3 separate regions of the Homo sapiens genome follow, and all the other regions are linked to region 1. Evidence: chromatin contacts called from ENCODE Hi-C data. All regions are on one chromosome and are shown on one strand. Each heading gives the region's core, a stretch centred on a gene start or an enhancer-like site at or near the end of the contact. The rest is flanking DNA. Distances are from core to core; before and after follow the strand shown.

The links. Hi-C counts contacts between places; a loop is a spot of excess contacts on that map. Pooled maps may share reads with other maps.
Region 2: a loop to region 1 is called in a map of CD8-positive, alpha-beta T cell, with 7 times the contacts of the local background. The contact joins the promoter of STARD3NL here to the promoter of DPY19L1 in region 1. A Hi-C loop is called at or near these places in 1 of 168 maps with a recorded cell type or tissue (CD8-positive, alpha-beta T cell), 1 of 37 single-sample maps with no recorded cell type and 14 of 50 pooled maps.
Region 3: a loop to region 1 is called in a map of CD8-positive, alpha-beta T cell, with 15 times the contacts of the local background. The contact joins the promoter of VPS41 here to the promoter of DPY19L1 in region 1. A Hi-C loop is called at or near these places in 3 of 168 maps with a recorded cell type or tissue (CD4-positive, alpha-beta T cell, CD8-positive, alpha-beta T cell and OCI-LY7), 1 of 37 single-sample maps with no recorded cell type and 6 of 50 pooled maps.

The regions. Positions count from the first base shown.
Region 1 is chr7:35,035,337-35,039,410 of GRCh38, forward strand. DPY19L1 (dpy-19 like C-mannosyltransferase 1) reads right to left here and starts at 2,149. Exons shown (of 22, transcript NM_001366673.1): 1 at 1,761-2,149. The coding sequence starts at 2,058. LOC105375228 (a long non-coding RNA gene) reads left to right here and starts at 1,450. Exons shown (of 3, transcript XR_001745162.3): 1 at 1,450-1,585. RefSeq lists silencers at 1,839-2,008, 2,039-2,708 and an enhancer at 2,759-2,988.
Region 2 is chr7:38,176,458-38,180,835 of GRCh38, forward strand. It overlaps STARD3NL (STARD3 N-terminal like), which reads left to right and starts at 1,788. Exons shown (of 9, transcript NM_032016.4): 1 at 1,788-1,963. RefSeq lists an enhancer at 1,435-1,514 and a silencer at 1,765-2,044.
Region 3 is chr7:38,907,008-38,911,640 of GRCh38, forward strand. VPS41 (VPS41 subunit of HOPS complex) reads right to left here and starts at 2,184. Exons shown (of 29, transcript NM_014396.4): 1 at 2,147-2,184. The coding sequence starts at 2,167. RefSeq lists an enhancer at 2,192-2,291.

The DNA.
Region 1 (4,074 bases), core at 899-3,398:
TAGGTATGGGAATTACTAAATCCAAAGGTAAGTCATCCAAATATAAGTCATGCATCCATCCAAAGAAGATTCAAAGGAAACGCAATCAAAAAAGAAAATATGCAGAAAATAGCAATAAATATCATTATTCTAAGATTTGTTATTGTAACATCCCTGAAGAAGCAATGCCATTCTATATTTTACTACAAAGTGGTTAATGTTTAGTCATTCAATAAAAATGCAACTCCATTCTGTCATCAGATCTCAAATCAGCATCACACACTTTCTTTTATTACAACAACTACAATGTGTCAAGTGCTCTAAACACAAAGTATCTTCCCATGTATCACCCACACCTTTTAGTTATGATCCTTAACAGATCCTGTGGATCCCTGTGGAGTAAATTCGCCATGTGATAACCCCCCACTAGCAGAGAACGAAAGACTCACAAAGGAACCTGAAACTTAAACCAAACTGAACCGCTGTGTACTAGATCTGAAGGCTCTGCCTCATCCACTGTATCGTGCTGCCTCCCCAAGGTGAGCTTTTCTAACCTGCATACTAGCCAGCTTTTCAAGCTTGCTACTGAGATAAAAAAAAAGGGGGCGGGGGGAAATGTGCTGGAAACAGACAAACAAACAAACAAAGAAAAACAAACTTGGTTTTTCTAGGCTTGAATCGGCAATGGGGGGAAAAAAAGTACCCTAGGAACAACCTTCTTGAGCCCATTAAAACATACAGAGATGACTGGCTTTTTATGACTGAGTGGCTTTTATTTGTGGCTGTGATCTCAGGGGAAGCCAATTTGCTGTGTCCTATTCCTTGACTTATACTGGACCCCAACTCCTGGCTAAGGGAACTTTGAGTCACCAAGGGAATCTGAAAATATACTAAGGGATAAATCAACAGTAATTAAATAGTTCAGTAGCGAAAAGCCCACTGAGGCATATAGAAAAAAGCAATGTAACAGCATTTCACTAGTTGACTTAGAAAAATTAGGCCTGTTATCCAAACTGCTACAACTTGCCTTATCAAAATTCAACCAGGAAACAGAGGAAACCTGAAGTCAGTCCGAAACATACGAATGCGTCAACTTTGTTTTTTTTTTTCAGCACATCATTACACATCATCCATTTGGTAAATGGCAGAGGGAGGGGAGGAGAGCCCTCCTCACCAAAGGTTCCAAGGGCAGCAGGGAGGATTAAGGCTCGGGCGCCCCAAACACAACACAACCTAGAAAGTGACGTGTCGAGGGGAATCACAAATAAAGTGCCACCAGCGGCGTTTGCGGCCAGGAAGAAAAAAGTACGCTAAAATTTAATTATAAGTTTAAGCAACTCTCTACGACATGGAACGTGCGTTTGCTTTGAGCTCCACGGAATCGTTTCCAAGCCAAAGCAAACCATCCTGGCGGTCAGAGGCCGAGATAACGGGAAGGCGGCCAGTCGTACCAATCAGCAGCGCTCAAGTCTCGTTAGCGCAGACCTGCTGCCCGCGGCCAGGCCGGGCAGCTGTTGATCCCCGGGCCATTCTTTTAAAGCCCAGGCAGAGCGCGGGTGGGAAGCGTGCGAGGAGAGCTGAGCCAGGGAGTTGCGGGGAGGAGAAGGTAAGAATGTCCCAGAGAAAAAGTCGGAGAGGGCTGCAAACTGGCTGGTCCGGCTGGCGGGGCTCGGCGCGGCGGAAGCGGGAGGAGAGGGGAAGGAAGGGGAGGGGAGGGGAGGGGAGGGGGCCAGCGCCTCAAAGTTCCGCGTCCCGGCGGCGCCGGCGCTAGGGCTGCTCACCTAACAGGAGCGTGGTCCAGGTCCGGCCGCGCCCCGCGCGCCGCAGGCCCAGCGCCCAGCGCAGCCGGGCGGCCAGGCGCCCCCCAAGGCCGCCCCCGGCGGGCGGCGCGCCGGGCTCGGCGCGGGGCCCCTTCCTGCCCGCGGCGCCCTTGCGCCCCGGGGACAGGGGCGCGCGCTCGGGCCCCGGCTCCCCGGCGCCGACGTCCGACGCCCCCCTCAGCGGCGACTGTGAGGCGCGGGGTGGCTGGGGCGGCTTGGGAGCCGCCTCCCGGTGCTTGTTCCGCGCCTGCAGGACCATCTTGGCATAGTCGCGCCCGCTCGCTGCGCGCGCCCGGACGGCGGCCAGAGAACGGCGGGCTGGCTGGGCGGCTGGGCGCAGCTCACTCTCCAGCGGGCGGGCGGGCGGAGGGTGGAGGGCGGGCTCGTCCCTCCCCGCGGGCCGGGAGGCGGGGAGATCGTGGAGGCCGGGCGGCTGCTGCCTGGCTGGCAGTACCGCCGGGAGGCGGCGCCGGACTTGCTAGCCCGCCGCCGTTGCCGCCGCTCCGGTTGTCACGGCGACCGCGGAACGCCGGGGGGCGGGGGCGGGGACACCCTGCGAGCGGCCGCGGCCCCGCCCCCGCCGCCCCTCTGCGCCGGACGCGCGCTCCAGGCCGGCCAGCGCGCACGCGCGGACTTCCGGCGCAGGCGGGGCCCGACCCCTCTGGCGCCCGGCTACCCACACCTCTTCGGCGCCCGCGCGGGGCTCGGCCGGTGCGAGGACGCGGGGGCGGACGGCCTTCCGGAGGCGGCCGCCCTTCCATTGTGGGAGTGATGGGGCCGAAGGAAGAGCCCTCTCGGGATCGGGGCGCTGATTCAAGTTTCGGAGCCTGTTAAGGCTGCGCTTGGAGCCCGCGCAGGCGAGACGCGGCGGGGCAGGGAGAAGGCGCCCGGAGCGGCCACTTAGGGGCGCTGTGCGTGCGCCCTGGGCGCCTGGTCGGCCCCACCGATGTGAAGCGCGCGGGTGGCAATCAAGTCACCGTCTCCGTTTACTCCCCGCAGTGTGGTCGCGCAACTTGGAGCGCAGCCCCTCACTCACCGACAAGAAGAACGGGTGCGACCCGATTTAAGATAGTAACAGAGTATTAAAATAGCAGCCTGGAATCTCATGGGGAGCTGATAAGGGACGAGGCACAAGTGTAAACTGAAGACCAGGGTAGGAGCCAGGCTGAAGGTGATAGGATGGATTGGCTGGAGCAGGAAAGATCATCAATAAGTACATTCAGTTTGTTACACTTGCTGTAACCTTGTTGCTTAATAGGAAGCAGGAAAACTTGGCGTTGATAAGATAGGAGATTTTAGTCGAAAATATGTTTTCTTTTACATAGCAGAATGCACGAGTAAATTAAACCCGGGAAAATTTAGAAACCCAGGTAGATCCCAATTCTCCCTCCACCCCTGCATTCTTTGCACACAGTCTTACAACAGCATGGATTACAACTGGGAGGTTCCTTTCCTGGCCGTGCCCAGTGGCTTGTTCCAAAAAGTTGTCTTTAAGTCCCAATGTTGTAAATCAAGGCCCATCGTTCTGCTTATCTCTATTGTAATTCCAGGGACTTCACGTGGCTTTCTCGCTCTTTGTTTCTTTGCCCAGTGATTTCTTTACTAATACCAGCATTCGTTCATTGTTAGCCTTTTTAAGAGACAGTGGATTATTTTGTAAAGGGAGGGTGTTTGCCATGCTAATTAATACTCCCTCATACCCTGTCTAGTTTATGAATTTGGATTTTCCAATGTCTTTATTGGAGCAAAGAACAACTATTTTTATACACTGGTTTAAAAAATAATGGTTGAAAGTAGGATGCAGAAGGCTTGGATTCTGAAACATTGTGTCAGCTGAACTCAATGCTACCTCTGGGATTAATGTTGAATGTATTCAGTTAAAAGAAAGCTAATTCAATGCCTATTAAAGATAATACGAATAACTGGCCGGGCACCGTGGCTCACGCCTGTAATCCCAACACTCTGGGAGGCCGAGGCGGGCAGATCACGAGGCCAAGAGTTCAAGACCAGCCTGGCCAAGATGGTGAACCTCTGTTTCTAATAAAAATACAAAAATTAGCCAGGCGTGGTAGCAGGCGCCTGTAGTCCCAGCTACTTGGGAGGCTGAGGCAGAAGAATCGCCTGAACCCGGGAGGCGGAGGTTGCAGTGAGCTGAGATACGCCACTGCACTCCAGCCTGGGCGACAGAGCGAGACTCCATCTCAAAAAAATAAATAAATAAAAATAATACAAATGATGGATTTTTTTTAATGATTAGAAAGACGCATGGAAAAAG
Region 2 (4,378 bases), core at 538-3,037, 3.1 Mb after region 1:
ATGTGCATCATAAGACAGGTACAAGAATATTCATAGCAGCGTCATTTGTAATTACCCCAAACTTTAAATAATCTAATGTCAAACAACAGTAGAATAGGCAAGTAAATTTTAGAATTATATACAAAAATGAAAATGAAACTATTATATTCTTGAATATGGATCAATCTTACAAATATAGTATTAAGCAAAAAGAGCCACATAAGAGTGCGTATTATGTATGACTATTTATAAACATTCAGAAGCAGGCAAAACTAATTGGGTGGTAGGATTCAGAATTGTGCCTATCTGTGTGTAGGGGTATAATGACTAAGACTGAGCATGAGGAAAGCTTCTAAATTGCTGGTAAACATTTAAAATTTTGCTGTGAGGCGGTGGTTACACAAGTTTGTTCACACTGTCACTAAGACAAGCACTTATGATTATTACACTTATTTTGTATATGTGTTATGCTTTAAAAGGTTTTCACATCTATCAGTTTATAAAATTTTTTTAAATTGTATTTTATCAGTATTGGCGAGGATACAGGGAAAAATTGCTCAAATACTAGCAGTGGGAATGTAAGTTAAAACAACTACTCAGGGGAGCAAATCAGTGAAATCTATTAAGGATTTACATCGTGCAAACTCTGTGATCCAGTACATTCTCTTGTTGGTATCTGCACTCTAGAGAAATACTTGGACCTAAGTACAAAAAGGCATCTACATATATATTTATGGTACCATTGCTTCTCATAATAATATTAATAAACAAACGTGAGGGTGGGGGAATGGTACATTAATTATGTATGTATATATATACACATATTGGTTCTGAGGACATGCAGCATTTTCAGAGAATGAGGTAGATTTATATACAGATATGGAAAGATTTCAATGCTAAGTGTAAAAAAGTAACATCTACACTTGCAAATGCACAGGAACTAGGAGTCATCATCTACAGACTGGGTTTGTAATTAGGGCCTAAAAGGGATATAAGCATAATTGTAACGTTTAAGCTTTTTTTTTTTTTCGCATGGACAAAATCTTACTTGTGTAATTTAAAATTAATAACGGTACTTAGAATGACTTTGGAAAAATATACAAATAATGAAATGGGGATCCAAAGAATGTTCACTGTATACCTCTGTACTTCTAAAAATGTGAATAAGTGTAGCATCCGTTGGGAGAAAAGTTTAATTAAATTTTAAATAAAACAATAAAAGGTGCCTAACTTCGTGTGAAAACAGACATATAGATATAATTAAATGTGACTACCGCTTAGAGATGTTAGTTATGAACTAGGAGCGCTGAGAAAAGGTATCCTAAATAGGTCTGGGGGAAGTGAGAGTTAGAAGAGGTGACTCTTGAGCTGAGTACCGACATAGAAATGGTATGCCCTGTTTTTATTCCTGGAGGGCTCAGCATGAGGTGCCCAAGAGGCCCTGAAACCCATTTCCATGACATTTTCCCACGAGCTGGAGCATAAACCCCCACCGAATAACTGAAGGGAAGCGGAAGGCGCAGAAACGCGGACGAAGAGGAAGCGGGCGCTTGTTAAACCGTGCGATGCACAATGCGGGAAAGTCCAACCAGCTCCGTGTTTCAAAGCTGGATGCCCAGATTTCCCACCCATTCCTACAGGCAGACCGGCTCGCCCTCTCCCTCCTTCCCGCGTCGTTTACTGGTCAGTAGAAGATTGACATGTCATCTGGCCAATAGGTTGGCTCCTCTATGGAGGCACTCAGGAACCAGTCGGGTCTTTGGTCCCTCGAGCGAGATGCGAGCTGTGTGCGTCGACGTCAGCGTGCTGACGTCACGGGCCGGAGGTCCCGGGGCTGCTGGGTGCGGGCGGTGGGCTGCGCGTTGTCCGCTGGACTGGGTCCCGGTCACGCCCCGCCAAGCCCCGCCCCTCAGGCCGGGGCGCGACCGCGGATCCGCAGTTCCCGGGCCAGCCTGGGGCGGCCGGCCAGGAACCACCCGTTAAGGTAGGCTGGGTTTCTCGTTCCCCTATTTGACAGGTTGGAAAACTGAGTCTCCTGGGTCAGATGACTTACATGGGGGCGTACAGGGGACCCGCGGACGGAGGCCATATCCTGGTCCTGTTCTGTTTCCTGAGTCCTGCGCGAGCCTCCAGGGGAGGAGGAGGGGCGAGGCAGGCTGTGCTCATAATGGACACAAGAGTGAAGTTGCAGAATGCTGAGCCCCGCTGCTCCCACGGCGTGGGCCGGGATTCAGGGATGGATATAGGTAGCGGGAGTGTCCTCATTCCTCCAGCCTGCGGACCCTGAGGAGTCCCCGGTGGGGTCGGCCCCGGGCTGGCGCCATGGGCCCCCAAGAAGGACCAAGAATTGGTGACTGGGTGTAATGCGTGGGTTGTCCAGACACAGGCGGTTGTGAGTCTCTTCTATTCATTGAGAAAAGTCGTGTTCAAAAAAAAAAAAAAGAAAGAAAGCACGAATCATGAATGTTCTCCCTGTGGTTTCAGTTAACTGCTTCACCTACTCGTAGATATCTCGCCATTGTTTGAAATCTTAGTTGCTTGAATACTTTTGATTTAGGGTTAGGGATTTTTCCCCCTCTCTTTTAGTTCAAACATGGGTGGACATTGTGGAACTTTTCTTTGTTCACTGTGTCATTTGTCTTCTATTTCACAGATGGAATCACTGAATTCATCACTTGACACAGTACTAGTTTGGATAAGTTTAGCAAGGTAACCAAGTAACGGGTCTAATTAAATCTTTACTGGAATTAGTCCAGTTTGCCACATTTCCTTGTTAGGAAGAATTCTGAAAGGTAATTCCCGTCTGTATACCATATCTACCCATACGCCTCTTTCTAGAAGCAGGATCTCACAAAACGACTTATGGTATCCTTGTTTTATTGATGGATTCTGATAAGGTGGTGGATTATTCATGTTCATAAAATGAAAACATACAATATGTTGTCGTGTAGAAGTCACTGTCTTTAAAATCTAACTGTCTCAAACATTGGTCTTTTAAAACTGCATTATTGCATTGCCTAAAACTGCATGAAAGAAATGAAATGAAACAGCCTCTGAGGGATATTACCTTACTTATGTTCACAGAAGGATGGTGATTAACATCATTTGGATTTATTCAATGGACAGTTTGCCTGAGTGATTGTCTATGCCACTCATTGTTTTAGGTTTTAGAGATTGAGTAGTGAGCAATTTAGATAAGGCCCATACCCTCAAAGACTTTAACTTTTGTTGGAGAATATAATAAACATGTAAATCAAAGAGACAAGTTTAGATAGGAATAAATGTCAGAAAAGATACTACTGGGTAGAGAGTTTGAGAGTGACTGGGTTGTATGGAGAAATGGGATGGTCAGGGAAGACCTCCCTAAGGAGGTAACACGAGGTGACATTTTGGGTGATAGCTGAATGTTTAGCTGAGTCAGCCATGAGAAAATGGGCTGGAAGTTTCTAGGCAGATATAAACAGTGTAAAGGAGCTAAAGGAAGAATGAACTTGGCATGTTCCAGGGACAGAGGGAAGCCCGTGTGGCTGGAGCTGAGTGAACCTAGGGGAGGGTGAGGTGAGGAGACAGTGGTCAGAGGTGACACTGGAGAGGTGTACAGGGATTGGATCATCTTGTATCCCATGTGAGCCTTACAGGCAGGCAAGGGAAAGATAATTTGTGTACTGCAGAGTCTTGTTTTCTTTTAGTGATACTCATAAACTCTAGCCAACTTTCTGCTTTGTTTTGGTTATGAAATCATTGCAGTAATTTATTGTGTATATATTTTTTCTCCAGAGGCCCTCTTAATGAAAAGATCTTGTTTCCTTCAGCACCTTATCCGATGTAGTTTGTTTCCTTTCCATTGTTATATGCAGAACTCAAAGTCTTTGCTTTTTCTTAAGCTCCCTGCTTTTAATCCTTTCTACTTCCAACCGTGAATACTCTTTCTTATTACCTGTACCTGCCTTCCACTTGGAAAGCAGTGGCAGTTGGTCCCTGCTCTTCTCCAAGCCAAATTCTAGGAAGCTGCATTGGCAAGTGGATTATTGTTCTTCATTAGAGCTTGTATTACTGACCAGGAACATAACGCTTGCCTTTTTTTAGTACCTACGATATGCCAGGTATGTTACATACATTCTATTCCTTCCAACTTGTGGCAAAGGAAAATATTAAGCCTTTTTGATAGTGAGGGAAACTTACACTTCAGCTACTGAGCTAGTACTGATGGAGCTTGTATTTGAACTCCCATTAGGTTTACTTCAAAGCCTAATTCATTCTACCCCACCTCCTGTTAACCTCCAACCTTGCTACCCTGAGCAGCAAGTCTCTATTACTTAAAATTATGTTTTATGATGTGGCATTTTAGAGATCACATGATTCACCCCTCTTAGTTTAGAGCTAGGGCTGTGGAGGCCCA
Region 3 (4,633 bases), core at 934-3,433, 3.9 Mb after region 1:
TACAGCAGTGAACAAATCCTTGTCAGGATGTTCCAAGCTCTGTGGTAAGAGGTACACAGAAATATACAGGGAAAAAAAAAAAAACAAATTTTATAATACAGTATGTCAAACGGTGATGCACATTATAGGGAAAAATAATGCAGGAAGGTTTCAAAGCATGGTCAGGGAAGGTCGCAATGAAAAAGAACACTTGGACAAAGACATGAAGGAAATGAGGAAGCCTGTAAATATCAGGGTTCCTCAAAAAGGAACAGCATGAGCAAAGAGGCCCTGAGATAGGAACCTGCCTGGCTTTTTGAAGACTAAGAGAGCCAGTACAGCTGATGCAGAGTCACAGAAGGGAAGGAGAGTAGTGGGAAAAATGAGGTCAAGAAAAGGTGGCTAAGGGCAGCTGGGTCAAGGTCCTGTGGGACAACCAGGCTACCGTAATGGCTGTGGCTTTTCCTCTGAATAAGATTAGAAGCCCCTGGAAAGTCTAGAATATCAGAGGTGTTTCACCCATGTATGAGAGTAAACATTTACCTCATAGAATTCTTTTGGGAAGACCAAATGCAATATGGAAGGGTTTTTAAAACTAGAAAATAATGTACAAATGTGAAACATTATTATATCCCTAATTTTGTATGTGTCATTTTTATATCAGACAACTTTGTTAAATTCTTCTTCTGCACTAAACAGTGGTAAATATTTCATAGGTTTTTTTCAATGGAAGAAAAAACAATGGTTTTTCTAGGAGCAACTCTCTCCATTTCTATTCCACTATATCTAAGAACATATGAAACTCAGTTTTTTGCTTTCAAATCAAACCATAAAACAAACATTTCAACATGAAATAAAGATGCACAATGTGAAAAACAATCTCACCCTTATTCAAAGGAGCAATGGCAGTCATGAAATGATATGTTCTTAATGAGTGTTTTCCTTTGAACTGCTAGAATGGAAATAGGAGTCTCTAGTGTTAGATAAGAGACTTTGTTATCTTGTTATCACAAGGACCAGCCAAACCAAATTTCTACCTAGTCAAACGTCTCAATTATTGGCATATATAAAATATATACAGAACAAATTTTCACTATGAAGTAAAAACAAATGAAGTATGTTGAAAATAGTAAAAATTATTGAACTAGGTAAATGACTCTTATGATACTAAACAGCCCATCATCAAGTCACTGTTTAGAGACAATGACTGCAACTGACAGCCCTGTTAACTTGTGAAGAAAAACAGTATCCAACTGAAATAACACTGGAAATGGAAACTTAAGTTATCTCCCCCAAGTTCTAGCCTCTTTTTTGGTCTGCTTCTCTTTTTTGTCTTTTTTATTTTACTTCGTCATTTCATAAAATGTGTGATTACCACTACTGCTATATGAAAATAATTCATATTCCCATCACCAATTTCTACCCTAAACTTCAGTGCCACGTTGCCAGTTGTTGACTGGATACTACCAGCAACAAATAATCCCATTTAATTTTTACTAAGCCCAACAGTTCTAAGTACTCTAACTTTGTGTATAAACTCCTCTCTCCATCTTAAACCACCCTCTGAGGACGGCCTTATTATTACCCCCATCTCACACTGGAAAGTTAAATAAGTAGCTCAAAGTAGCACATTGGGTAAGAAAAGGAACCAGCACTTGGACCCCAGGCATTTTTGCTCCAGAACGGATGCATTTAATCCCTGCTGCACCGCAACAGTGCTCCAGCTCTGTACCTAACTCCAATAGATACAAAACAAAACTCATCGTCTACTCTCTCCTAGTTCTTATTGTCCTACTTCAAGTGGAAAGCAACTTAAATTTCAGTCACCCGGCCTCTCTTCCTCCTCCCACAGGCAGTCAGTCCCTGAGGTAGCCGGGCCTGCCTTCATGCCAAAATTTCCCTGGGCAAAGGCCACAGGGATGGGGCCCGAGGAAAGGCAGCCCGAACGCGGGGGTGTGTCAGAGCGCTTTCCCTAGGTGCCCTCCCGGGGCTGGCATCCTCTCTGCTCCCCGAAACCAACTTTCGCCATCCCACCCCGCCCTGCCGCGGACCTGCCTTGCGCTATTCCAGCAGCTCCGCACCTCCACCCACTCCACTCCACCCTCCCCAAACAGCCCACCCTAGTCTCTATATCCCTGTGCCCTCAACTACCACCTGCACCCTTTACCTGCTCCTCTGCTTCCGCCATGGCGCCACGGGAGAGTCACCTGACAGACCCGGAAATAAGAGGAAACCACACACTTGGCCCAGGGCCTTCTGGGAAATGTAGTTTTAGCTTCATCTGAGCCTGGAAATCTCTTCTAGGGGACGGACCTGCTAGGGTTCATTTCTGCTGCCAATTCTCCAAACTCAATGGAATTCTGCTTTGAAGGATGTGAACATAACCATTGCTAATACTATAGCTTATTTTATTGTTGTTCTTGTTTCTCTAGTTATTCTAGTGTTTATTAAGCACTTACTATGTCATGCCCTGGGTTTATAGCTTTGCATAAATTATCTCATTTAATCCTCACAGCAATTCCTACTATCATCCCCATTTATAGGGGAGAATACCGTAGCTCAGAGGTCATGCAGCTAGTAAGAGGCAGAACTAGTAATAGAATTCAGCCCTGCCTGATGCCAAAGTCTCTGTGATTGCCAAATGCTGCTTACTCTAAAAGTGTTCTTGTCCTTTTTTCTCTCTCTTTTTTAAGTATATTCAGTGAATATAAAGCAGTCTTTGCAGTGGAGAGTCAGAGAAAATTTATACGCCAACAAATAATATCATTATTTTTGCTTGCTACTTTGTCTTCTCCTGTCATATGAACATTGATTTAAAAAAAATCTCTGTTGTTTAATAAATTAATTGTTAAACTTTTGTTGAGGATATTCAATAGGTAAATGTTCAAGTGAAGACACAATATGAAGTTGTCCTTGGTCAAAATCTGCACAACCACTGTATTACTTCCAGCCTTCAGAATGACTGATTCCTTCTCCATGTTTCTGAACATTATGAATTCTGTTTCTTAACCCTCAGGAATCTGCAGCACCTTGTCCAAAGACAGACATTTTACAATTTCCATTCACTGGAGTAGCTGGTGACCAGCAGAGGGCATTGCAAATGGCAGCATGTGGTGATTGCCTCAGTACCTTTTTTGACTCCCTGTGCCTCATTGACTCTGACCCAGTAGGAAGTCATGGACTCAGTACTCTGTCTGTAGCTTGCTCAACCCATGATTCCTCAATGGCCCAGAAGCCAAGGTGACATCATCTCTGAGACACCTGTCTTCTCCCCAGGGCCTAAACAGCCTTACCTCCATCTTCTTCCTCCAAGCCTTGCTGGGGTTCCTCTTCCAGTGGGCTAATCACTCAGCCGACAGGATAGACCACCCTGAGGCATTTAAATGTCTATAAGCAGCCAGGTGCAGTGGCTTTCACCTGTAATCCCAGCACTTTGGGAGGCCAAGGCAGTCAGATTTCATGAGCTCAAGAGTTTGAGACCATCCTGGACAACATGGCAAAACCCTGTCTCTACAAAAAATACCAAAAATTAGCCGGGCATAATGGTGTGCGCCTGTAGTTCCAGCTACTCAGGAGGCTGAGGTGGGGGTTAAGGCTGCAGTGAGCATTGATGGTGCCACTGCACTCCAGCCTGGGCAACAGAGTGAGACCCTATCTGAAAAAAAAGAAAAAAGAAAAAAGAAATCCATAAGCAAGCACCCAATGCCCTAAGTATAAACCTAGGGCAAGTATAAACCTAACCCAAGAGTTTCTAAAATCTCTTGCAAAGCAGCCCAGGGCCAAACATTGCTCATGATGAACTCCAGATCCCAGAAAAACTTTAATACAGACCAAAGAGACTGTGGAAGCCCTCAGTCGAGTATCCACGGGAAAGAGAAATAAAATGAGCTCTTCCACTTTTCTGACTTTCCTCACAAACTCCAATTTTCTCTTTTCTGTTATGAGTGACAGCCACCCATAAACCTCTAGGACTACAGCCTCTCCAACTGGGCAATCTCCTCTTCTATGCTGAATGGATGAGATTGGGATGAAGAAGGAAAATAAGGGATTATTACCACTGTCTTAACCACAAGGTCATTTTTGTTTTATGGTTCCATTTTATTTTGGTGAGAAGTCAAGCAGCCCAAGCAAGCAAAGCTGAAGGCCATCCACTCTGGGCCTTCCTGGCCTTTCTACTTTTCTGGAATGAGAATGTTTATTCTCTTTCTCAAGAAGGGTGTTATGGGTCTTATTAAAGATATAGCCAGACTTTATAGGTTTTCCTCTGCTCATTTAACCGTAGAAACTCTCAATTCCCCAAGTTTGTTCCGCATTCAGTATACTCTCTTGATTACAATAAAGTATTATGAGCCTCTTTCCTTTTGGAGAGACTGGAAAAGTGAAGAGACACAGGTATGGAAAGGTGAATTAGAGGAAGAAACCTACTATGAACTAGCAGGTTCGTGCTGGGACAGTGGACAGGATGAAATTCACATGTGACCTCCAAATCCCATTTGCTCATGTGAAGTGAGAGTTTGAGGCTCTCTTATCTAGGTGGTCTTGTATTCTCCAACTACTCTAAGTGTAGTCCAAAGACTACCTGGGAGCTTGTTAAAAATGAAGAATTTGGGGCCCTTTGAGAGATGTATTTAACCACAATCTGGATTTTAATAGT